3 separate regions of the Homo sapiens genome follow, and all the other regions are linked to region 1. The links are chromatin loops, found by intact Hi-C in ENCODE. Cell type or tissue: OCI-LY7. All regions are shown on one strand.

The links. A loop is a pair of places that touch in the nucleus more often than their neighbours do. Peaks named below come from ENCODE experiments on the same cell type or tissue, not always from the same donor. Only the 100,000 strongest peaks of a DNase experiment are listed, where the experiment ranks them.
Region 2: a loop joins it to region 1, with 6 times the contacts of the local background. A loop is called at or near these places in 5 of 110 quality-filtered maps.
Region 3: it touches region 1 in a loop (11-fold over the local background); 10 of 110 quality-filtered maps call a loop at or near these places.

What each region holds. Positions count from the first base shown.
Region 1 is chr5:107,567,272-107,575,271 of GRCh38, forward strand. All of the region lies in intron 1 of EFNA5 (ephrin A5), which reads right to left. Among named protein-coding and RNA genes, the nearest start is that of EFNA5, 100 kb to the right of the region's middle. RefSeq lists enhancers at 932-1,271, 985-1,520, 3,445-4,156, 3,767-4,046, 4,617-4,766 and 2 more. In OCI-LY7, CTCF peaks have their summits at 4,051, 4,922 (motif pointing left) and 5,124; DNase peaks (open chromatin) are centred at 1,240, 3,760, 4,090, 4,910 and 1 weaker place; H3K4me3 peaks cover 3,546 bases; H3K27ac peaks cover 5,015 bases.
Region 2 is chr5:107,515,833-107,523,832 of GRCh38, forward strand. The region is part of intron 1 of EFNA5 (ephrin A5); the gene reads right to left. Among named protein-coding and RNA genes, the nearest start is that of EFNA5, 150 kb to the right of the region's middle. RefSeq lists a silencer at 1,494-1,543 and an enhancer at 3,818-4,319. In OCI-LY7, no CTCF peak of the experiment used is centred here; DNase peaks (open chromatin) are centred at 1,181, 1,499, 2,909 and 4,329; H3K4me3 peaks cover 2,926 bases; H3K27ac peaks cover 5,077 bases.
Region 3 is chr5:107,100,356-107,108,355 of GRCh38, forward strand. No RefSeq gene overlaps it. Among named protein-coding and RNA genes, the nearest start is that of LINC01950, 93 kb to the left of the region's middle. In OCI-LY7, a CTCF peak has its summit at 4,501 (motif pointing right); a DNase peak (open chromatin) is centred at 4,526.

The DNA.
Region 1 (8,000 bases):
TAAATCTTTAAAATGCAGGGGGAAGAGAAAAATGTATATAAGTTCTTCCAGAAAATCTGAGAGGGCTTGCAAGGAATAAGGCACAGAATCAACAACCCTGGCTTCCAGTTTTGCTGACTTACTTCAATGACCTTGGGCTTACCCTTGTACTAGAGGCAGAATGTGTGTGGGCACATGTACCTGTGCATACTTTCAAGCTCTGGGGCCCGAAAAAGTCATTTATGTACTCTGGAGAGGTGAGAGAATACCATGACAGACAAATGAAGTTTGAGACACAGGATCCCATCCACCCACCCCTGCCCCAGGTTGGGATGTCCGAAACTAAGACACCCAAGACTCCCAAGAAAGGGAAGACAAAAGGCAGACATTCATACACAGGGCTCTAGCAGCAGCATTCTCTCACAAGAGTAGCAGGACCATTAACTTTATAAAAACAATAGCCAGGTTCCCTGAAGGCTGCAGATAGGGAAAACCTAGGTGGAGGTCTATATGCATTTCTAGGATATGCCAAGAAATTAAGGGGTGTGGCACTGGGCACTGGACATGTGAGGCAAAGTAGCGAGTGGCTGGGAATGAAGAATGTGTTTCTAATATTTACATTCAAGTTCTTTTTTGTTATTGTTGTTTATTTTATTTTCTTACAGTCAGGGTCTCACTGTCACCCAGGCTGAAGTACAATGGCTAGCTAGATCATGGCTCACTGCAGCCTCGACCTCCTGGGCTCAGATGATCTTCCCACCTCAGCTTCCCAAGTAGCTGGGACTACAGGCACATGCCACCATGCCCAGCTCGTTTTAATTTTTTTTGTAGGGATGGGGTCTTGCTGTGTTGCCCAGGCTGATCTCAAACTCCTAGGCTCAAGTGATCCTCCCACCTCAGCCTCCAAAAGTGCTGAGATTACAAGTGTGAGCCACTGTGCCTGGCCTATATTCAAGCTTTATACAAACACACATATACCCCTCTGCATATACACATATATACCCCGTAGCTATCAAAATACAGACCCATTTTTCTACAGGGGAGGGGAAGAAAAAAAGGAGAAAAGACAAAGAGGAATAATAAAGATCGTGGGGAGAGAACAACCCATGGGAAAGCCAGAAAAGAGAATTGAGAGACAGTTAGACCAGGGAGAAGCCTGGCAATTCCTACAGAGAGGACATGCCTAGGCAGGTAGTGGAGGGGAAGCAATGGTGAAATCAGGCCAGCAGCAGCACTGCATTAACACTTGAGTGATCAAACAAAGGGTAAAGCCATCAGGAAAGAAACTGACAGCTGCAGTCCTTAAATGCCCCAATTTAGAGACACAATGACTCCTTCTTCCATTGGCCATCCTCAAACCCAAGTCAGGAACATGCAGTGAGGCTAGACATAGACATAGACTTTCTAGACAGAGAACATACAAATAATTGTGGAACATAACAGAATCAGAAATGCCAACATAAATAAAACTTCAGAATTTGTAGGGTTTGAGCCTTGTGATGAAATCAACTAGTTGAAAAAACATTTTTTAAAAAATTTGATACAGAATATCTTATATATAAAATATACAAAACCTCAGTTTTATAAAATTATCATAAGCCCTCCATACTTTTACAAATCCTTCTCGGTCTTCAGATTCAGAAATGGTGTATCTATAATAGGAACTAATTCTGAAAGCACTTAAAAAGAACAATGTCAGGACAGCTAAATATATGACTTATAAAAATCACTAGTTCCTCCCACCTTGGTTCTGTTGACCTTAGTGGCCAAGTCCTTTTCCTGAGCTTTTAATAAACACATGCCTGTAAGCAAAGATACGCATAGTTAAATCTATACTTAGCATATTAACCCCCAGATGAGCATAAAGACATATGCTACCAGAGATCCAGGAAACAAGAATCTGGGTTTTGGGGCTTTCTGTATTGGGGGTGAATGTTCACCTTCCCACAAGAGTCTCACAATGGTGGCTTTCCCAGCCCTCTAGGAAGGGGCTTCCTCAAAAAAAGTAGCATCTCCAAACACTCATACATTGTGAAGCAACTCAAATTTCCAAGTAAAAAGATATTAAATGTATTAATAGAAAGGACTGCAGACTACCCTTAAAATATATATACGTGTATATATATATATATTTTTATGTATATGTGTGTATATATATATATATTTATGTATATGTGTGTATATATATATTTATATATGTGTGTGTATATATATTTATATATATGTGTATATATATTTATATATATGTGTATATATATTTATATATGTGTGTATATATATTTATATATATATGTGTGTATATATATATTTATATATATATATATATATATATATATATATATATATTCCCAGCTCTTTGGGAGGCTGAGGTGGAAGGATCACCTAGGTCAGGAGTTCATGACCAGCCTGGCCAACATGGTAAAACCCCATCTCTACTAAAAATACAAAAAAATTAGCCAGGCATGGTGGCATGTGCCTGTAATCCCAGCTACTTGGGAGGCTGAGGCAGGAGAATCACTTGAACCTGGGAGGGGGAGGCTGCAGTTAGCCAAGATTGCACCATGCCACTCCAGCCTGGGAGACCAAAAAAAAAAAAAAAAAAGCAAACAAACAACACAAGAGGAAATGATCTTCTACAAAAGGACAGTGAACTATTAAAATTCCACTTCCTAAGCAAGTGTACACCACTTTTTATTTTGAATTAAAATATCAGAAGATCACTGACAGGGAAAAAAAAGTAGGCCAGAATTATCTGGATTACTGCCCTAACTCTAGAAAGCTGACATAGCATGACCAAGACCTACTTAAAAGCTGGCTGTATCTGTTTAACACCAAACTCTGAGGAGAGACCTACCTCCTAATGGTGAAAGAAACTGTTTTCACATTTTGAGAGGCAAGACCCATAAAGGAAGGGCCTCTAATTTCCAGTAATTACCCTGGTACCTTAAAGTCCGTAATTACATAGAGAACCATGCCCTGAACTGGCCTTCAGTTGGTTCCAAACCCATTGCATGTAATTAGCCTTGATTAATATCCCACATTTCACATCAACAGACACAGTGAATCCAAATGATTCCCACGTTCTGCTGCCTCCGGAAACCTCACTGTTCAAATTCTGTGCCTTTATCAAGGGAACATGCTGAGCAAATGGGATCAAATGATGCCTTGGCACCCACCTTGGTCTAACTATTCAGAGGGAAGTAGCAATGCCTTTCATGTAATCATCTTAATCCCTTGTATCAACTAATTAATACACAGAGAAAGCTTTTACTTGCATGTGAGCAATTATAGCAACTTCCTGGTCGGTGTCCAAATGGATTCACAATATAATTCATGAACAATGAGGCTCTGGGAAAGACAGCTCCTAGAGATGACTTTTAAAATGAAAAAGTGTGTGTGTGGGGGTGGGGGCGGGCAGGTATTAATGATTCTAATAGTAGAAAAAGAGGACAGCAAGTAAATCTCAGTTTCTGAAAAAAAATTAATGTTGGAACCCTATTGTGCACATGACTGGCTTAAACAGACCAATTGATGTGAGCAAAGTAAGAACCAATAAATACCAGAGTTTGGATTCTATATCCGTATATACCTGAAATACCACCAAGTTACTTCCAAGGGACTTGAAAACAAACCTGCTGCCATTAAATAATGGGCTTCTGCTAAAAACAAACGAAAGTAAACTCACTCTACACAGACTTCTGAAAGCCATCTAAGATTTGAGCTCAGTGATTTCACATTCCTCCCTGGGGGGTACCTGTTGCAGTTGCACGGGTGCACTCTCTCTTCTCTCTCTCTCTCAACAGGAAGTAGCACATCAGTATTTTCAGCTGCCTGAGAACTAATCCAAGAATGGGGCCCAGGGCGGCAAGGGTTGGGAACTGTGAGCGAGTGGGGGAAGAGGGCTTAGGGGCCTACAGAAAAAGATATCCGAAGCATCAGCACCTGCTGTGGGGTTTCTGCTCCCGTGTCCGCCCCAGCCAGAGTGGGAATTGCTCCAGCACTGGGGCAACTTGTAATCCAACCTGGGGCAGAGAGCACAGGAACCTAGTGGCTCAGGCGTTCAAGAAAAGGCTCCCAGTCATAAAGCACCACATTGTGGTAACAAGCCCCGGGGTTGCACTGTGAACTTTTCCTGTGCAGATGGCTCGCTGTCGGGGAAAAACATTACCCAGCAAAGTCCAGTCAACAAGTTCACTGAATCCAAGTTTCAAAAAACAAAACGCTTCCTCAATCACCCCCTCGTGCCAGACTATGCTGAAGCTGCTTATAAATTACCAAGGGTCATCCTCTTTTTTTTTTTTTAAAGAATAAAATGCTAATGGCATAGGTTTGGGCTCTCTGAATTAAATACTGTACTGAGCCACCCTGGGAACCAGACACTATCCTCTGGCTAGAAGGCTAAAGAATGAGCAATTGCCAGCCGTGGAATTTTCATGATCCAGTTTCCCCACCTTCCTGTCGCATACCCACTGGCAGGAACCAAAGGGCTGTCACCCTGACGAGAGAAAACAAAGCTCTGCACTGCGTTATGAAACAGGTTTTTCCTTTCTCGTAGAGACACTCCTTTATGGCGAGGTCATGTAAAACAGCAAAATGCTCAATGAACACACTTGGTCCTGTTCCCTGCAGGTGACCGTACCCTTCAACTTGACCTGTGATACAGGGAGAGGGAAAGAAAACCACTCTCCAATTTCTAAGTAAAAGGTGACCAGACGGCAGGGATGGCAAAGCAGAGCCTACTGTTAACAACAAAAAGAAACTGCAAACAGCAGCGTGGACAGACAGTCATACAGGTGTGGGCCGGGACCTTAGAGGGCAAAATAAAATGCTTCTGGAGTCTAATCTTGAGCCAAATTGACTAAAAAGGACAGCCCGGCAGAGAACGTGCGTGATGTGAGTTACTCTGGCACCGAGAAACCTGTTCTTATCTGGCAAGTACGCCCCCTGCTGGCCGCGGTGCTGAACTCCGCCTCTTGGTCCTGCGCCAGACAGCCCTCGGAGCTCTCTGGTTTAGACCGGGGGAAGGAGAAAGGAGCTCTGGCAGAGCGAGTCCCTTGTAAAGCACACAATGGGAGCAAAGGGTGCCGTCACAGCAGTCACCGCCCCAAACCACAATCTTTGTCCAGTCACGGTTCTCTGCAGTCAGATAAAATCCAAGCAAGCTGAAAAGAATGAATACAAACCTGCTTGCTGCTTTGCAAGTGAGAAGTTTAGAAAGCTAGGGAGGAGGGGGCCGCCAAAGGGAACCTGCCATGAAAAGATTCTTAAGTCATTCACAGATACAGTGCTTGACTACTGGAGAAAATCTGGACTAACTGCCCTTTTAGAAGTTAGAGTTTACTATAACGTTAACAGTAATTATTTAAATTATTAGCACATGGACACTGCAGCGTAGGATCAAAATGCATTCAAACAACGGGATGGAATTTATTGCCAACAAAATATAATACTAAAATCAGTTTTGCACTTCCATTGTTTTTTTACACATGTCTTCACACGGACATTTTCATGTTTCTTCCCAAGCTTTTGCCTTCCTTTTCACCTAATTCTTTGTCATTTTTGTTGCTGTTGGGGTCTTGCATAAGCATGCTGATGTTTTGTAAGATCAGCCCGCTGTCCCTTATGATGATTCCCTTCAGAATTGGTGCATTCAATGTCTTTGGCAGAAAATCCTATGTAATACTGGCTTGTGTGTTAAGCTCATTCCCATCATCATCAATTGGAGACGCTTACTTAAGGAAAACTGCCAAGACGTTCAGCTAGGCGCCATCCGTTAAGACAACCAAAAAGAAACCTGTTTGTAAAGGCGCAGTGGGTCTTTCCCTTACTGGCACAAATGTCATAAGTGAGTATCTTTAGTTCACATTATCTGCCCTTAGTCTCAGTGAGTTCACCAGCTCAGGCTGAACTTGGCTTCTCCCTGGGACCTCAATCTCATGTCTGTTCCCAGCTCTCAACTTCAAACACAGAGGACAGAGAAGGCAAGGCATCTAGGCGTGAGCAGAGAAATATAATGGGCAAAAGAAACATGCTTCATCTCCTTTGGGTCAGTGGGTCTGGTTTTCATTTTCTGGTTTACATATGAAACCAGGGGGTAAGAAGTGCCAGTGGAATATAGGCCCCAAGGACAAATGCTCTCATTTCAGAATTTAAAAGAATTTTCCAAAGCTAGATATCTCAGTGCTTCTTTACTTAATCCTGTTGGCCGTAATTTTTAGGTTTTGTTTCTTCATGCTCCTTATGCAAGCAGAAGACTGTCCAGGTAAAATGAGAGTTTGTAGTCATTCTTTTATTTATTTGTTCAAGAAATATTTATTCAGTGTTAGACCTGTTTTGCCAAAATATCCTATGTGGATAGTACAGAATACAACAGCGGCTTTTATTCACCACTTCTTTTAGCTTGCACTATGGATGTCTATCCCAGGGAATAACATGATTACGTGGGTTTCCATGCTATGGTTTAGAGAGTTCAACCCTTACCTATCAAAAGGTCTGGGAATGAGTGTGTGGGTCTATTTTTATTTATAAGAGGGGGAGAACGGAACAGTTTTAGAACGAACAAAATCAATCTGCACCAGTTTTGGGAATAAGCTTCTGCTGTGAATAGAGCTGTCAAGACATTTGCAATCTGTTTGGCCCTGTGTCCACAAGAGGCTAAAGGTTTCATAACCAAAAAGTAAGGATTTTTATTCTTTACCACTTGGCTAGCAGGAGCCTCATAAGACTTGGGGTGATTTTAGCTGTTCTATTACACCCTAAAGCACCAAAATGCACATCTATATTTATACTCACATGCACATATGTGCAAAATAATCTGTAAGAAAAACAGAATCTTAGGCTCACTACTATTTTATTTCAAGTATGGGGATAAGTATGATAACTATCAATTGGTTTTCTTATTGAATTTAAGACGTATTCATACTTTCTTCAATAAAGTCAGATGGAAAAGAGTTATTTGGAAGAACTCAGAGGATTTTTACTCATGGCTTCAAACATCACTAAATGGTGGAAAGTGGGAGTACAAGGAAGACTTTTATGAATCAAATGGTTGATTTTCGGGAGTACTCAGTGTCTTTCTCTCATATTGTAACAATACTAGGAGCCCTCCCTTGCAAAAAAAAAATCATTCAATAAGCTCTGACTGATACCAAACCCCCTCAGATTAAACTCAATATGCCATTAATATGAAAAGAATTTGACAGTTTACATAAGGGATGTGACCTGGTGCCAACAACCTCTGGCTTCTCCATTCTCCAGATGGTAGCAGATTAGTAGGCAGCCTTTATTCTCATAAGAAGATTTTTTTCCCCCCATGGAAAAACTATAAAGGCCAATTCTGTTCCAAACTTCAAGTTTCCTTCACAAATGTCTACACAATTCTGGGCCTTAACTAATGCTATTAAAAGAAGCCCCTGGGCTTGAAGCTATATGGAAGGGGGGAAAAAGACTAAGGCAAACTTAACTCTAATGCCTGTCTTTAAAAGATCTATTGACAGAAGCAGTGGGGAGAGTTTGAACTAATGTTAACTTAAAGAAAAAGGCTGGTGAGATTCAATTGTGGATGTGAATGCTTGCTTGAGTTTGATCTTGACGGGGCTTAAGATAAGGGAGATAAAAACCTAAGCCTACTTACATATTAAAAAATGCAGTTGCACTAAATTCACTACATACCACTGTTCTCAATTTGATTTATGCCCATCATCAGTGAAGATGCTGAAGGACACCCCTGTCTAATATGGGAAGAAGCCACAGCAGAGGGCACTTGCTCTGCTTTGCTGATGCTAACGTGAAAAACCATTTCCTGACAATGCACGATACTCGTTCTTTCACATTAACTCTTCAAACGTAACAAAGAATAAAAACGGAATTTTTCTTTGGTCCTGTTCTGAGGTATAAATATAACAAGCAGTTAATCAAAGAGATCCAAGAGGTGAAAAGCAGCCTTTAGTCTGTAAGAAATTATTCCACCAACAGATAAGAAGTGATCTTTAAGTAATCAGGAAAAATATCATATTTTGTAA
Region 2 (8,000 bases), 51 kb before region 1:
GTTGTACACAGGAGAATCCAAGCCCAAGAAACTAAAAATCATCCCAAAGCAGTTTAAAAATGAACAGGGTTTATTTTACTGTAGAGCTTGTTACATCATCCATTTGTTGAATTACCATTTATGTTGGGTTACTTATCCTTACAATTCAAATGACCTACAGCCCTAGACACTAGAATTTTATTTCATTTTTGAGACACAGTCTCACACTGTCGCCCACGCTGAAGCGCAGTGGTATAATCATGGCTCACTGCAGCCTCAAGTAACCGGGCTCAAGTGATCCTCCTGCCTCAGCCTCCTAAGTAGCTAGGACCAAAAATGGGCACCACAATGCCTGGCTAGTTTTGTGTGTGTGTGTGTGTGTGTGTGTGTGTGTGTGTGTTAATTTTTGGACAGACGAGTTTACACTATGTTGCCTAGGCTGGTGGCAAACCCTGGCCTTAAGCAATCCTCTCGCCTCGGCCTCCCAAAGTGCTGGGATTATAGGCCTGAGCCACCATGCCTGGTTGAGTTTTATTTTTTTTAAGCAGCCACGATATACAGGAATCAAGAGAATTTAATCCTCAAAAGTAAAAAAGAAAAACCTCTATGAAAGGAAATGACTTGGGCTTGTGTCTATGTAGTGCCCAAAACAACCTGTTGGTCTGCTAATCTGTTAATCAAACAACTGTTTTAACTATATTATGAGAAATAACCACTTCAAGTTATTTTTGTTTTTATAGAATTGACAACTCCTGTTCCTCCCAAACTGCTTCTTTGATACACTACACATATGGCCGTAAAAGAAAGAATGCTTTAAATACCATGAAGCCCACATCTAAGTACTTAATTATCTGGGAAGCTTATGATGATGGTGATGATGTTTTCCCTCAATGGTAAATCTAAACCATGTGTGACAGCTGCAAACCACAGCATTTATTTAGTAAAGCCAGGGCTCCTTGCTCCTCTGTAGGCTTAGGAAACATTTCAGTGATGTCTGAAAAATAATAAAATATGTTACATAAAAGTCCAATATCTAGAACCTCAAAAATATTATATTCAGTGAAAGAAGTCAGACATAAAAGAACACATATTGTATGATTCCATTTGTACAAAATGTCCCAAAAAGGCAAGTATATAGAGACAGAAAATAGATGACAGGCTATCTAGGGCTGGGGGTAGGCACAGGGGATGACTATAAATGGGTATCAACCTTTCTAGAATACACACGTCATAAAATTATATCGTGATGACTGGATGGCTCTGTAAATACACTAAAATTCATTGATTGTACATTTACACCTCATGAATTTTATGGTATGTAAATTACATCTCAATAACACTGTTACTAAAAAAAAAAAAAGATGGAAAAAAGTCCAGTATTTATAAAAGCTTACAGGTTATAGGGTGCAGGGAGGAGAAACTAGAAGACAATGATGCTATCTCACAGTATTCATCATGCAAATTATGGTTTCTGTTCTTTTCTCCACTCCTATACAATCATGGTGACTCAGGAGAGGGTTACAGGTGTGTTGAAGCACAGTGATAAAAGTACTGAACTCCGGGCCAGACTGCCTAGGTCGGCCACCTACTGCTCTGTGACTTCAGGACAAATCACTCGGTGCTTCTTGTACTTTAGTTTCCTCATCTGTAAACACTAGTAATAGTACTGACCTCATACGGTTGTTGTGAATATTAAATTCAATATATGAGAAAAGTTTAAAAGTGCTCACTATCATTATTATCCTTTTAGCCTCTTCTTGTGTGCCCAATAAAGATCTTGGTTTTCTGTATATGCCAAGATATGAAAATCACTGGGAAACAACGTCAAACAAATTGCGCTGCATTATGTCTGAATCATGTTCTGTGACAAGTCATATTACAAGTGGTACGGTTATATTATGCAATGTATGTGATAATGTGTGAGAACAAACGAAGCAGGCTACGTAAAAGACTTTTTCAAAAATAAGGTTGTACATCACTTAGAAACACATTCTTAAGGATCTATTAAACTCATATTTTCATTATAATCTGCTAAGTATGAACACTATAAAAGCGTTTTTGTCTACTCAATTGTCAGGGTCAAAGTAGAATTGGGTTGGGTTGATTGGTATATCTTTTAAAAATACTGTATTTTTCTTATGCAATGAAGTGTACTCAGCAGGGATCCAAACTATATATGCAACAACAAAACAGGATTAAAAGCTTTTTAATGAAGGCACTGTAAACAGCATTTTCCTTCTGCTTTAGAATATTTCAAATACAAAATTAGCAAGCCCCAGAGACTGGAATTTCTGCTACAGGAGAGATGAAAGGTTAACTGTCTAAAAAGGAAAGACTATGTTTGACATATTCTATTTAGAAAATAAAAGGGTTTCCTAATAAAAGCAGAGGCCCACTTGATGCGCCTAATGCTCCTTCAGTGTTTGCATACACAACTGAGTAATTAGAAAGCCCCACTCGGAAAAAAAAAAAAAAAAGTGAATAAAAAGCCATTGCAGACATCGGTCCCTTGTTTACTAGGCTTGCTGGAGGCCCTGGAGGTCACTGTGATTGACAGGATTTTGGTGTTAGTAGGAGAGTTGATAATGCACACACATCTCTGGAGAGGAGAGCTCCGGAGTCCTGATCATGCTTAATAGAAGGGCAGCCACTGTGGAGAACAATGGAACAGGCAAAGCCTGGGGGACTGGTGGGCAGAAGGATGTTCAAGGATTGCAAATGACGTTCCCAGTCAATTAGTACCCATTGGGAAGCCGAGGTACACCATGCCAAAAAAAAAAATACCTAAAAATTCTCAGGGCAAGAATCTTCCTTTGCCAAAGACAAGGTACCACTGTAGCCATTTCCATTAGGTATACTTCAGTAACCTCAGCTCCCCCAAAGCACCCCTATGAGCTGCTGAAGATCAAGTCATTTTAGAAAAGCAACACTAGTTCCTACAACGTATGGCAATGTTTTCATTAGGCATGGCTGAAAGGCAAAAACCACAGCTTTGAATCACAAAGCCACCTGAACTTTATCTTTTTGTTCTACTTGAATTCCTAGAAACTCAATGGAAAGTATTTTCTGTATTTCCAGTCATTGAGAGGAACCATGTTAATTATTCCCAAGGTTCCTCCCCTTAAAGATCCCTGTGACCCAAATTTAAAAACAAGATCCAACCGGTTTCATTTGATGTAATGATATTTGAGATGTGTGGTTACAGAGAATAAATCTATTTCTATAATATGTTATTACATTAGTTTAATGAATATGCTTTCAACCAATGAAGATATTCCTCTTCCAGAGACACAAAGGTAGTTGCCACAAGAACTTGAATTACCCTGTCGTTGTTCTTCATTTCCACTTATTAATGAGATCATATATTAGCTGTTGCCCATGCAAAGTTTTAACCATCAAAATATCCTAATTCTAAAAGTCGGAACCTAGTGAGCAGAATCATGGTCCAATTGTTGATTCTGCTTATAGAACATCAGTTAAAACTGCAGGAGTACATGTGCTGAAATGTAGATTTTTACAAAATGGGCTGTTTACCTTTTCATAACTCCTTTGCTCAAAAACACAGGACCATTTATTGAGGCAAAGGAATAAAAACAATCTTGTCTTGACAAGGTCACACCAGGTTTTCCTAGCTTAATCCTTTTGGAAAACTTTTTCTCACTTAATCCATTTCATCCTGTAGAAAGCCCTGTTCAGAATTTCTATATGATACTGAAACAATAAACAGACATGTAGGGTGTCAAAGTTCTAAGGGAAAAACATACAGAGGTCTTTGAAAGAGTGTCTTCCAAAATAAAACACTGAGAAAACGATTGTTGTTTCTTTGGGGCATGGAGCGAAGCGATCCCCTTGGAAAGCACACACTGCAGAAAATGTAAAATTAGACATCTACCTGAACACCATGACTTAGTCTAAAAAAATATGCAACTGTGCTTAAGTGAATTTATTTGAATATTTTTACTTTAAAAATAAGTAATTTTAAGAAAAGGAGAGCAGTTAGTGCATTTTCATTCTGGGAGCTTCAAGTCACATCAAAATCTTCACGCAAAGTTTCCTTTCTCTTTGAACTGTAAGCACCACTCTGGCTGGGCCAGGTGGGATGAAGTGGAGCAACAGCGACAAAGCACAATGACTTACTTTCCCATTCCATCCTGATTTCTCATTCATGCTTTGTTTCCTTTCTTTAAAGGGGGGAAACAGCCCTCCATTCATTTGCTACAAGGTCCACAGAACCATCTCAGGGCTTACGGGGACAGTGTGTCACCAGGGCAACTGAAATAAACACGAAAGACAGATGTGAAGGCTGGAATTCTTCAACGGCAAGAGGGTTTGACACTTCATAAATCACTGTGTCACTCTGCTATAACAAAAACTGGTCTCATGTACTGTACCCGAGGCTTTCTCTCGCTGTACTTGCTTGTGGAGTCTGTTTGCATACCACATCTGGTTTGTCACTAAAAGCTTTATAAAGGCAGTGAATCAATAAGAGTGAGAAAAGGGTGGGGCCCTTCACTCTCAATACAATAAAGTCCTCTTAAGAAAGAATTCAAGAAACCAGTTACTAAGAAAATAAAAAACTAAAAAGGTCTCAGATAAGAAATGAAAATGCTTTCAATCTGAACACATAAAAAAGCATGATCTTGGTTATCTGGCTACTTTCAGTTGGCTATGCTGTTCTCAAGATCACAGGCACAAAATGTTGAGCATCTATTTGTATCTGTGTCTAGGTGAGTCCAAATTAACTATTCTGTCTTTCATCTGGTAGGCAAGGGGGAGCTCCTAGTGGAGTTCAGTTTATTTAAAAACATAAATGTTTGTTAGGTTGAACCGAATAAGTCTGCCATCTTATGATTTTCTTCTGAAGAGGTTACGAGAAGAGCTGGCCTTCAAACTATAATTAGCAAGTTTTCGAGGATGTGTGAGTGTTTCTGACTGCTTGGTACCAACCAGATCTGCCTTAAGCAGAGTGAATGGGTAGTAATCACTGTGGATCAAGATGTATTTGCTGTTTCTTTTACTAAATTATCTTAACAGTGATAGCTCAGGGTACTTAGCAGTCATTCATACCCTGGTCATGTAGTCATACACAATATTTAAATGTATCATACTAAAGAAAACACCATTTGTGTCTATTTTCCAAGCTTCCATTCTCTTACATTTAGTCAATTTAATTATAAGATAAATGTAATATGATTTGAAATCTAACTTGAAAATAAGCATGTGCCATTTCACCATTAGACCTATACAGATGCTCCTTTGACTTATGATTGGCTTATTTCCTGATAAACGAACTCATTGTGAGTTGAAAATTATTGTATGTAGAAAGTGCATTTAATACATGTAACCTACAAAACATCATAGCTAAGCCTAGCCTACCTTAAACATGCTCAGAACGCTTACATTAGCCTATGGTTTGGCAAAATCATCTGGCCACACAATAAACTTTAGAGTATGTATGTATGTATGTATTTACTTATTTATTTATTTATTTGAGACAGGGTCTCATCTCGCTCTGTGGCCCAGGCTGGAGTACAATGGCATGATCATGGCTCACTGCAGCCTTGACCTCCTGGGACTCAAGTGATCCTCCTACCTCTCAGCCTCCTTAGTAGCTGGGACCACAGGCATGTGCCACCACACCTGGCTATATATATATATATATATATTTTTTTTTTTTTTTGGAGAGACAGGGTTTCCATATGTTGCCCAGGCTGGTCTTAAACTCCTAGGCTCAAACAACCCTCCCACCTCAGCCTCCCAAAGTGCTGGGATTCCAGGCATGAGCCACCAAGTACTAGTTGTCTACCCTAGTGATTGCGCGGCTTACTGGGAACTGCAACTCACTGTTGCTGCCCAGCTTCGTGACAGATACTGTACTGCATATCGCCAGCCTGGGAAAAGATCAAAACCCAATATTCAAAGTATAGTTTTGACTGAATGTGTGTCCCTTTCATACCATCGTAAAGTGCATAAATTGTAAGTTGAAGACCATCTATATATTATTGTATGTCTTTTTTTCTTTCTTAGTCAGTTCCCGCTATGTTTTCCAGGCTGGAGTGGGCAGTGGCTATTCACAGGATCAGTGATCATTGCACACTACAGCCTCCAACTCCTGGCCTCAGGCAATTTGCCTCAGCCTCTGGATTAGTTAGGACTACAGGTACACCATCTTGCTAGGCATTTTATGCTTTCTTTTTCTGTTACAAGAGTGGACAAATCATCCTCATGCACCTAACAATATTATATAGCAACGGTCCATAGTATTTTCAAGAATGAAAACTCTTCCATGAAGCAGCTGTATTTCTGTTATCTGAACACTAAAAAGTACAACATGACAAAAAGTACTCTAGTGCAGTAACTTTTTATATGAATTTGTACTCACTAGCATGCATATTATTGGGGGATAATAATGCTACATGTATTCTAAGGCACATCTGTACATGTTTTATTAGTCACCCATCAAATTTTGTGATACAAGGAAATGTGAAGACCTCTTTGAAATATCCATGGGGTCACCCAGGACTTTATGCCTCACAGAGCCACTAAAACCTATGTCTCCTGGCTCTTTCTCACTCTCTTTCTTTTTTTCTTTGTCTTTTTTTAAAGACACAGGGTCTCCTTCTGTTGCCTAGACTGGAGTGCAGTAGTGTAATTATAGCTCACTGCAGGCTGGAACTCCTGAGTTCAAGTGGTCCTCACACTTCAGCCTCCCAAGTAGCTAGGATTATAGGCACGTGCCACCACATGCAGCTAATTTTAAAAATAAATTATTTATTTTTTTTAGAGACACGATCTCACTTGAGGTCGACGTTACCTCCAGTGATCCACTTTGGCCTCCCAAAGGGTTGGGATTATATGCATGAGTTGCTATGCCTGGCCTCTTTCTAATTTTTCTGGCCTCAGTCCAAGTACTACTGCATGTTGGAGTCAACTTCATTGACTACCCAAGCCACTTGGGTAACTTTCTTCCAGCCACTATGCTCTATCACATTTCTGGTTTTTATGAACTATATTTTTTATTCAAACTCATCACACTCTCTAATTCTTTTGTTTATTCAGTTACTTGAATAAAGGCTGTCTGTATCCCCCATTCACTAAATCATGGGACCTTGCCTTTTTAACAAATAGATGGGTATTTCCAACACCTAAACAGGGTTCATCAAATGTAAAGACTATTTAATTTCCACTGATACAGATTCCACAAGACAGATAAAGCAAAGAGACAAACTGGCTTAATTTACCAAGTTAATATCACTAAGCTCAATTAGTACTGTTTTTTCGTTTGTTTGTTTATTTTAACCAACTATGGCCAATCTTCACACAGACCAGACAATATTTCTCCTCTTTTAGTGTGTTCTTACCTTTGCTTTTGAAAGATTTTACATATGCCAGACACCTCTGGAAGGGCAGCTATCTTAGTATTATCCAGAGTTGGGAAATAGCCATGATATCATTCAGTTATGAAAATCAGAAATATGTGCTTCCTTTTTTTTTTTAAGAAATAGTCTCAGATATTCAACTTGTTTGTCTTAGATTTGCTTAAACCCCAAACAATCTGTGTTTAATGTTTTTGGTGTCCCACTGCTTTGCAAGCAGACATACCACTTGCAAATGTGCCAGCCCTTTGTGCAAACACCCAAAAGGCTACATCAGATCCAAAAGCTCTGGCTCACAAGGGGGCCAGCAGGTGGAGAGCAGATGAATCAGCCATGAGTGTGTGCCTTTCGGCCTGCTAAGAAGGAAGACAGTGGCATAAAGAGAGTATTATGGTTCCAGGCACAACTTCAGTCTGTCCAAGAGGCTCTATCGTTAACGGAGAATACAGAGATTACATTCAGTTACCCGAATTCTACAAGCTTTCTGTAATGCTCAAAAGGTTTAAGTGCACTTATCTGTCATCCCTTCACTTTCCTTTTTGAAATAAATCCCTTTGTAATAACAAATCAGACTTTCCTTCTTCTCTTTATGCAGGTGAGCAATGCATGGGTGCTTTTATATTTAGCTGGTAGGGAAGAATGACA
Region 3 (8,000 bases), 470 kb before region 1:
TTTGTGCTACATAAAATCCAACCTGAGAAGGCATGATTCCTGCCTTCTGATTGCTTTAACAAAAAATACGCAAGGAAGTTATGAAGAAAATATTAAGGCAGTTTCAAGGAGAATACACAATGGCATTATGGTAAAAACACAGGACTTACGGTATGAAGAGGAGACTCTGTCTTTTGGTTTTGCTACTTATTGTGAAATCTTGGGCAAATCACTTAACCTCTCTTGGTCCCAATTTCTTCTGTTCTAAAGGGTTCTTGGGATAATGTGTATAGCATATGTTTGTAAATCTCCTACCCGGCCCTTTGCTCAAAACACTCCTGCCAGACTGAATGGCTTGCTATTCCTTAAATACACAAGCACCTGTACCCTGGGGCCTTTGGAGATGTTCTTCCTGCTTTCTGGAATGCTTGTCCCCCCAGATCTGTTCGTGGACAAATTTCTCTTTTCCTTCAAATTTTGCTCAATATTCCCATAGTGGCCTGGATTGCATGCCTGCACCATAGTTCCACAGGAATCCTGTAAAGCAGGTAGCTGCAGCTTTCATCTTTCATATGGGAGACTGCCTCTGACTCCTTTGAAGACCCAAAAGATGAAGAATTCCCTTGGGCAAACAAAACATTAACAACTTTGATTACAAATATTGAGAATGTTCCAAAAATCTTCAGACAATTACCACCAATATTATGTGTAAATTCAGAAATATCTAAAAAATGAGTAACAGTCCATTAAGAGTCACCCAAATAATAATGAAAACTTAAGAGTATAGAAGAGCCAGATAAAATGTCTTGAAAATTACTGTCTTCCCAGAGTCTTGCTCTACTCAGTCACCCAAGAAGAGTTTATGGTACCCGGGAAGATGTGCCATGTAAGAGAACATTCTTGGCATTTAGGGAGTCACATGGCTTTTACATACTCAGTTCTCGTACTTTTACTCCTTCCCTAAAAATAATAGTTTGTAACATTAAAAAATTATGAAGTCAAACTAGGCTTATTGAAGTTCTTTATTTGAATAGATTGATTACTTTGTGAGTCTATGTAGGGCAATATTTTAATTTGTTTGGATAACAGCATAAAAACCTTATCGAGCAGACATTACATATTACACACTTTGCTTTTTATACATTATTCCTATTCTTTAAACAACCTGAATGATTATCACTATCTGTATAGATGGAAAAACTGAGGTTCAAAAAGATAAAAACAATTGTCATATGGAATTATATTTTCTGTTCTGCAATTAGTCATTTATTTGGTACTTACTATGTGTTATCAAGTGCAACTATATTTATTCTTCTTTACTAATTTTCCCATATTTTCCATATTAAGGGGGCACACTAAAAAACTATAAAGACGCCCAGAAAAACAGAAATGAAAGACGGTTCTTTGGTAAGATCAAATCCAGTTCCAGCATTGTTTAAAGATTTTGCTTCCTCATTTTCCCTGACTCTATTTTTCCATTTTTTATTCTAGTTTTTTAAAACATAGTACCTACATGTACTTTGGTGCCTCAAATCCTATTAGGCAAGTTTATTTCCATAAACTATTTGATTGCTAAACTATAAATTATGCAAGATATCAAGTCACACTTTAATAAAGTATGATTTGATAAAACAAAGCAAAAAATATAAATACAAGTTTCTCATTTTTATAAGTGTAAAATAGAACAGGATAAAAATATTTGTATACTCTGGCATGTATTATGGTATCATGATAACACTATTTTGGGGTCAGTATGGCTTTGATTTGAATTCAAATGTCAAAACATACTCCCTTCTCTGTAAAGATGAAACAATTCCAACTTTATAAAGTTGCTGCAAGTATTCTATGAGAAGACATACAAGTTCCCAGTACAATGTCTCACACATTATATGCACTCAGTCATGGAGGTGTCTGGTTTATTCCGGTGTGACAATGATGGTATGTCCAGAGTCCTTGAACTACCATTCAGCAGCAGAGCCCCAAACAGGAGTGTGCCTTTCATGTTGCATTTAGATCCATCTCTGTTAAAGTAGAACAGCCTGACTTATTTGTTGTTGTTTTGTTTATGGCCATAATCCTTTGCCACTTATTTTGAGATCAGCATCCTAATATTCTCTGAGGCAGTACTTCTCCACAACTCTCAGTCCATGCTGTTTAGGTAGGGATGTCTCACTAAACATGGGACAGCATGGATGTGACAACATGGATGTCTCACCCCATGCTGTTTAGATGGGGATGTCCCTTCTCCTTCAGGAAAAGGGACATGGCCTGGAATGGCCAATAAAAGTCACATGATTGATTAAAGAATGATCATGGGACTCAAACAGGATCAGTGGTTGTAACCCCAATACTTCTGCTGGAACTGATAGGAAAGAAACACTCACTTTCCACTGAATTGCTGAACAAGTGGGATAGACATCTGGAGCCATTATGGGCTACTGTGAAAGGATAACTCACCTAAGAATCAAACTAACTGGAGTAAAGGTGATGGAAAGAAACTGACATTTGATGGCAACTTTTAAGTTTCTGGATCCATTTGTGCTTGAAGACAAGTTATACCTCACCTTTTCAATTATGTGGATGAATCTGTGTGGCAGATGACTTTTAAAATGACCATCAATAATCCAACTTTCTAGAATTCATGCCTTTGTGTAATCCTTCCTCTTGAATATGGGTTAATAATTTGCTTTTAAAGAATAGAATAAGTCAAAAGGAATAAGATGTCAACACCATGATTAGTTACAAAAGGCTGTGACTTCTGTCTTACTAGCATGCTCTCTCAATTGCCATCTTGGCTTGCATACTGTGAAAAAGCAGCTGCCACAAGGGTGAGATGCCTGGTGAGGAACTCAGATGACCTTTGGTCAATACAAGGGAGGAACTAATGATACAGACAGGAAGCAGGAGAGCAGGGTCCCTGGTGAGGGGTCCACCCTCAAGCCTGGACCCATGACCCTAAATGAGAACAGGCATTCCTGTTTTTGCACCTGAATGTTGCTTTGTGGCCAACCCCTCCCTGCTATCCTGTGCCCATATAAACCCCAAACTCCACTGGCAGAGGAACAGAGTGGCACGGCAGAGGAGAGAAGAGAAGAAGCATCTGAACGTCGAAGAGGCAGCTAGATGGTTGGAGATTATCTTCCCACTCCATCCCCTTTCCAGCTCCCCATCCCACTGAGAACCATCTTTATAACTCAATAAAACAGCACATGGAGAGTAATTACTAAATATTAATAAAATATTAACACAATATTGCTAGTGATCACTAAATATTAATAAAATATTTAATCCGATATGATTCACCAAGTTACACTGTCAATATCTTGCAAGAAAATTTGTATTGTCTTTATGAAAAGAATGAGTCATGTCTAACAATTAAATTCAGTCTAGCACGCTTTACAAAATTTACATTCTGGCTGATAAGATTGCAACAGACACACAAAATGAATCACAGGAGAAAGTGGAAAAATATTTTTGAATACCTGATCCTACAAACAAATACAATTGTTACAATTATAAATAATGAAATAACGTATTATTGTGCTTTTAGGAAATCATATTTTTTGGAAAAAACATAATGAGAAAGTAAAAAGAGTGATAATTATTACTACTATCATTAATACAAATATATTAATATTAAATTATAAATATTATAGTAGTAAAAATCATAATTGATTTTACTGCTACTACGTGCCATGCATTGCACCTTTTCCTGTAATTGTTTTATTGCTCATAACCACCCTGTGTGAAAGATGTTGTCACATTTTTGTAAATGAGGAAACTAAAACTCAGAGAGAATAGGTAATGTCATTTAATCAGGGTGAAGTTTCAAATCTAGATCTGCCTGAATTTAAAGACTGAGCTTTTTCTTTCATGCTATAGATAGGTGCAGATAAGACTGCCTTTGGGCAGTCTATTAAACTACTTAGCTCATAAAAACTAGAAAAGTAGAAAACTGAGTTATTTGTTTATTCTGGCTATAAAGATAACTAATTTAAAGCAGACAGAGGCAGCTTCCATCTCAGATGAGAACCACCTTTATAACTCAATAAAACCTCCGCATTCACCATCCTTCAAGACCTGATTCTTCCTGGACACTGAACAAGGACCTGGGTACCAAGATGGCAGGCTGTAAAAGGCTCTCGCCCTGACTCTACACTGCTCTGGTTAACACTTAGCCGTCAGTGGACAGCAACTGCTAAAAGAGCATTGTAATACATTTGGACAATCCTGTGGGGCCAGCACAGGGCCTGCTCCCACCAGAGAGAAGTGGCCAGCCGTTCCAGCTTTCCTTCGCTCCAGTTTCTGCACTCGCTTAATTTGCATGCTTCCTCCTGTGAGGAGTGGCCAGAGGCAGGCTGAGTGAAATGAGCCTCTCCAGTTCCTGCTCACAAAGGAGTCAGGGAGCTCCCCAATTTCACTAAGACACTTGGTCCAACAGTGGCCCAAGGAACTGAATGTTACCAGTAACCACTGAATGATTTAGGTAGTGGATCATTTACCATTCTAGCCGCCAGATGACACTGCTGACACCTGGCTGACAGCATGACTATAACCTTGTGAGCGACCATGAAATAGAGAGCCAAGCTAAACTGTGCTCAGATTCCTGACCCAGAGAGACCTTGAGATTAAAAAGTGTGGGTCCTTTTAAGAAGCTCAGTTTCAGAGCAACCAGGGACATAGTAATGGGTAACTAACACAATCCATTTAAGTCGCTTCTGTGTCTAGCATCCAAAAGTTCCTGACAATTTGTTTAAAAATATTTTTTTCATAGAATAAAAAAGAAGCAGCAAGATGAACAGCATTAAGAAAAGATGAAGTTTTAGTAACAGTCTCAGTGGCCTTGAAACTGTCTAAACAAGTGACATAGCATGAGTTCTTTTTCAGGGTCCCTTGTTTCTTGTTTTTAATTTTAACCACAAAGGAGGCAATCTTTAACTTTTAAAAAAGTCTTTAAAAGTTTAGGAATAATTTAAATGCACTTAACAGTTAAGTACTTTAAAAACTTTCAGGAAAATATGTAACAACTAGCAAAAATGAAAAATTCTCCCAGAAGACTTAAAAAAAATTATTTTTCCCTTAGGAGTATTGAAAGAGTAAGTAGAAGAAAGACTGAACAAGTTTAAGATAGAAAATAGAAATTCCGTGGTTTCTTTTTCCTTACCAAATCAGAAAATCACTACATAATAGACTGAAAATAACTTGTTTGAAGTTAGGGACATTTTGATGTAGGGAACATTTATCAAAAGACTGAAAAGACTCAGTGCAAATGACAAAATCAAAATAGCACCTCAGCTGAAAAATGTAGATGAAGCAAATGTTTATAAGCAAGCTATAAGTCGTATTTCAAGTCCTTGCCACCAAAGGGGACCTTAGAAATGTTCTAATCCAGTCTAATTCATACTGTAGGTGAGAGAACTGAGGCCCAGAACAGTTACAGTACTTTCTAAAGCTCAAGCAATTAGTCAATACAGAGCAAGGGTTGCTTTTATATCTTTGAACTCCAAGTTCTTTTCTTTTAGAAAATATTACAACTATATATTACAGACATTTATAATTGGGAGTGCCCTAGGAGAATTGAAGATGGAGTCCACAGAGCTCCCAATATTCTCCAACTACACATTTTCAGCCTTGCCATACCAAACTGCCCTAAAAAACAAACCCAAGGAGGAGCCTGCCATGAGAACCAGCCCCATCATCCAAAAGTGGGATTCAGTTTGGAAGCACTGATAGCAAAATAACAATTGTTTATAACTGGGCCATTATGACAGAATGGTGCCCATTCTGACTGGTGAGGGCCCATGCCATAATGGTTGTTAGCAAAATATTTTGAATATCTTCCTTGACTACATCTCTGCTTGTCTCAGTCATCACAAGGAGCTCTAAACCTCAGGTCATCCCTTATGACCAAGATTCCCCTCTTCATAAGGCTCTCTGTAGCTCCTGGTCCAGCCTAATTTCTTACTCCTCCATTACTGCAGAAACATTTCATTGTAATGTTTGGAACTCATAGTCTGCCATCAGCAAATGACTTCTCTTCTAAATCTCTCCAATAACATTCCTTCCCATCCTAATGCTAACCTGGCTGAAAATGAGAGCATCATTTTTGCTCCTCTGTACCCTATTATTATTTTTCCCTTCATTATTATTTCCCATCATTATTTTTGCCTTCTCAAAAAAATCAAATGAAACCACTTAGCTACTCTAAAGTACAGGCCATCAGATTACAGACTCCTCTACCCCTGCTCCCACAGTCATCTTTCATCCTCCTGATTATCCCTGCTATGGTTTACATGTATGTGCCCCTCCAAAATTCATATGTTGAAGCTTAACCACCAATATGATAGTATTAAGAGCTGGGGCCTTTAGGGAGTGATTAAGTCATGAGGACAGAACTTTCTTGAATGGGATTAATGACCTTATAAAAGAGGTACAGGAGCACTGTCTCTCTCTCTTTTGCCCTTTCCATCCCTTCCTCCATGTGAGGACATAGTGTTCATCCCTTCTGGAGGATATAACAAGAAGGAAGCAGAGAGCAGCCCTCACCAGACACAATCTCTTCTATGGCCTTGATCTTGGACTTTCTAGCTGCTAAAATTGTGAGTAATAAATAATGATTTATAAATTACCCAGTCTGTGGTATTTTGTTGTATCTGCACAAATGGTCTTAGACAATCCCCCTTCACTCACTAAAGACATAAACCCTAGGATTGTTGCCTTTTTCTCCACATTTCTTCTATAATAATTTTTAATAATTGCAATGTTCACATAAAAGAACCATCCAGGTATTTCAGCTCCTAGAACTCCTTACGTCAGATTTTCTAATCTCCAGGCCACTTCTCCCACCCCACTCCCATGGTCACATCTTAGAACTTATAATCACCAATAGCATAAAACCTGTTAAATCACAACCACTTATTGTCTTCTCCATCCATTTCCAGAAGTACCTCCACTCCAATGATTCTTTGACTCCATGGGATCCACAATACAGTGGCCCTAATAAGTTTATCAGCAGTCACTTACCTTGTCCTTTCCTCCCTGTTAAAATAGCCTAGAATTCCATGGTGGTTCATCATTTTAATCACAATCCATTGCCTGCACGGACCCTAAATTCTTTGCTCTTTTCTCTCTCTATCTTACACATCTCACAATAAACAACTGAAGAGAAACTAAATTTACCATTTGTTCTCTTCTTACTCATGAAACTGAACATGGCTAGAAAAAAACTTGTCATATTGACCAATGGCACTTTAAATTTATGACTACACATTTCAAATTGACTCTCAAACATTGCCTTCATCTGATCAATTCATTCTCTTATTCTCCGAAATGTTTATTTCACACATTCTTCTCTCTCCTCAGAATTCTCCAAATTTTTCCATTCTTAACTCTCAGTTTACCCCTTATTTCACTAAAAATAAAAACTAAAACAATCCAAAGACATATGTCATATATATGCACTACCAAATTTACTAATACCTAAGTATCTGTAGCTAAATAATATTTCCTCCTTTGGATGTATTGTACATACTCCTACCAAAGTGTAGTTCCTATACTTGACCATTGGATCTGATTTCCTATCTTCTACTTAAAAACTGTGTTCTTATAATAATCCCCTGTCTCTCCTGAAACATCATTATTTTCCTCTCTCTCTCTGTCTTTCTCTCTCTCTCTCTCTCTCTCACACACACACACACATACACACACACACACACACACCATCATCATTCCATTCATTCCATTACTATGTAAGTAAGCAAAAATAACTGCATCTCAAAATAATCTTTACTGAATAGCCTGCAAACTGTTCATCAATTTTTGTATTTGTAAAACTCCTTTAAGACTCAAAATAGTTGTTTATAATCTCTGCTTCAACTTTCTCACTTGCCTTTCTCTCTTTACTCTAAAATGGCTCCATCCTCAGAAAAACTCTTCTCAAGCTGCATTTATCTAGGTCACTATGCTCTTCCATATTGCCTAATCCAGTGGTCAAGCCTTCTATCTTATTTTACTCTGTCAGC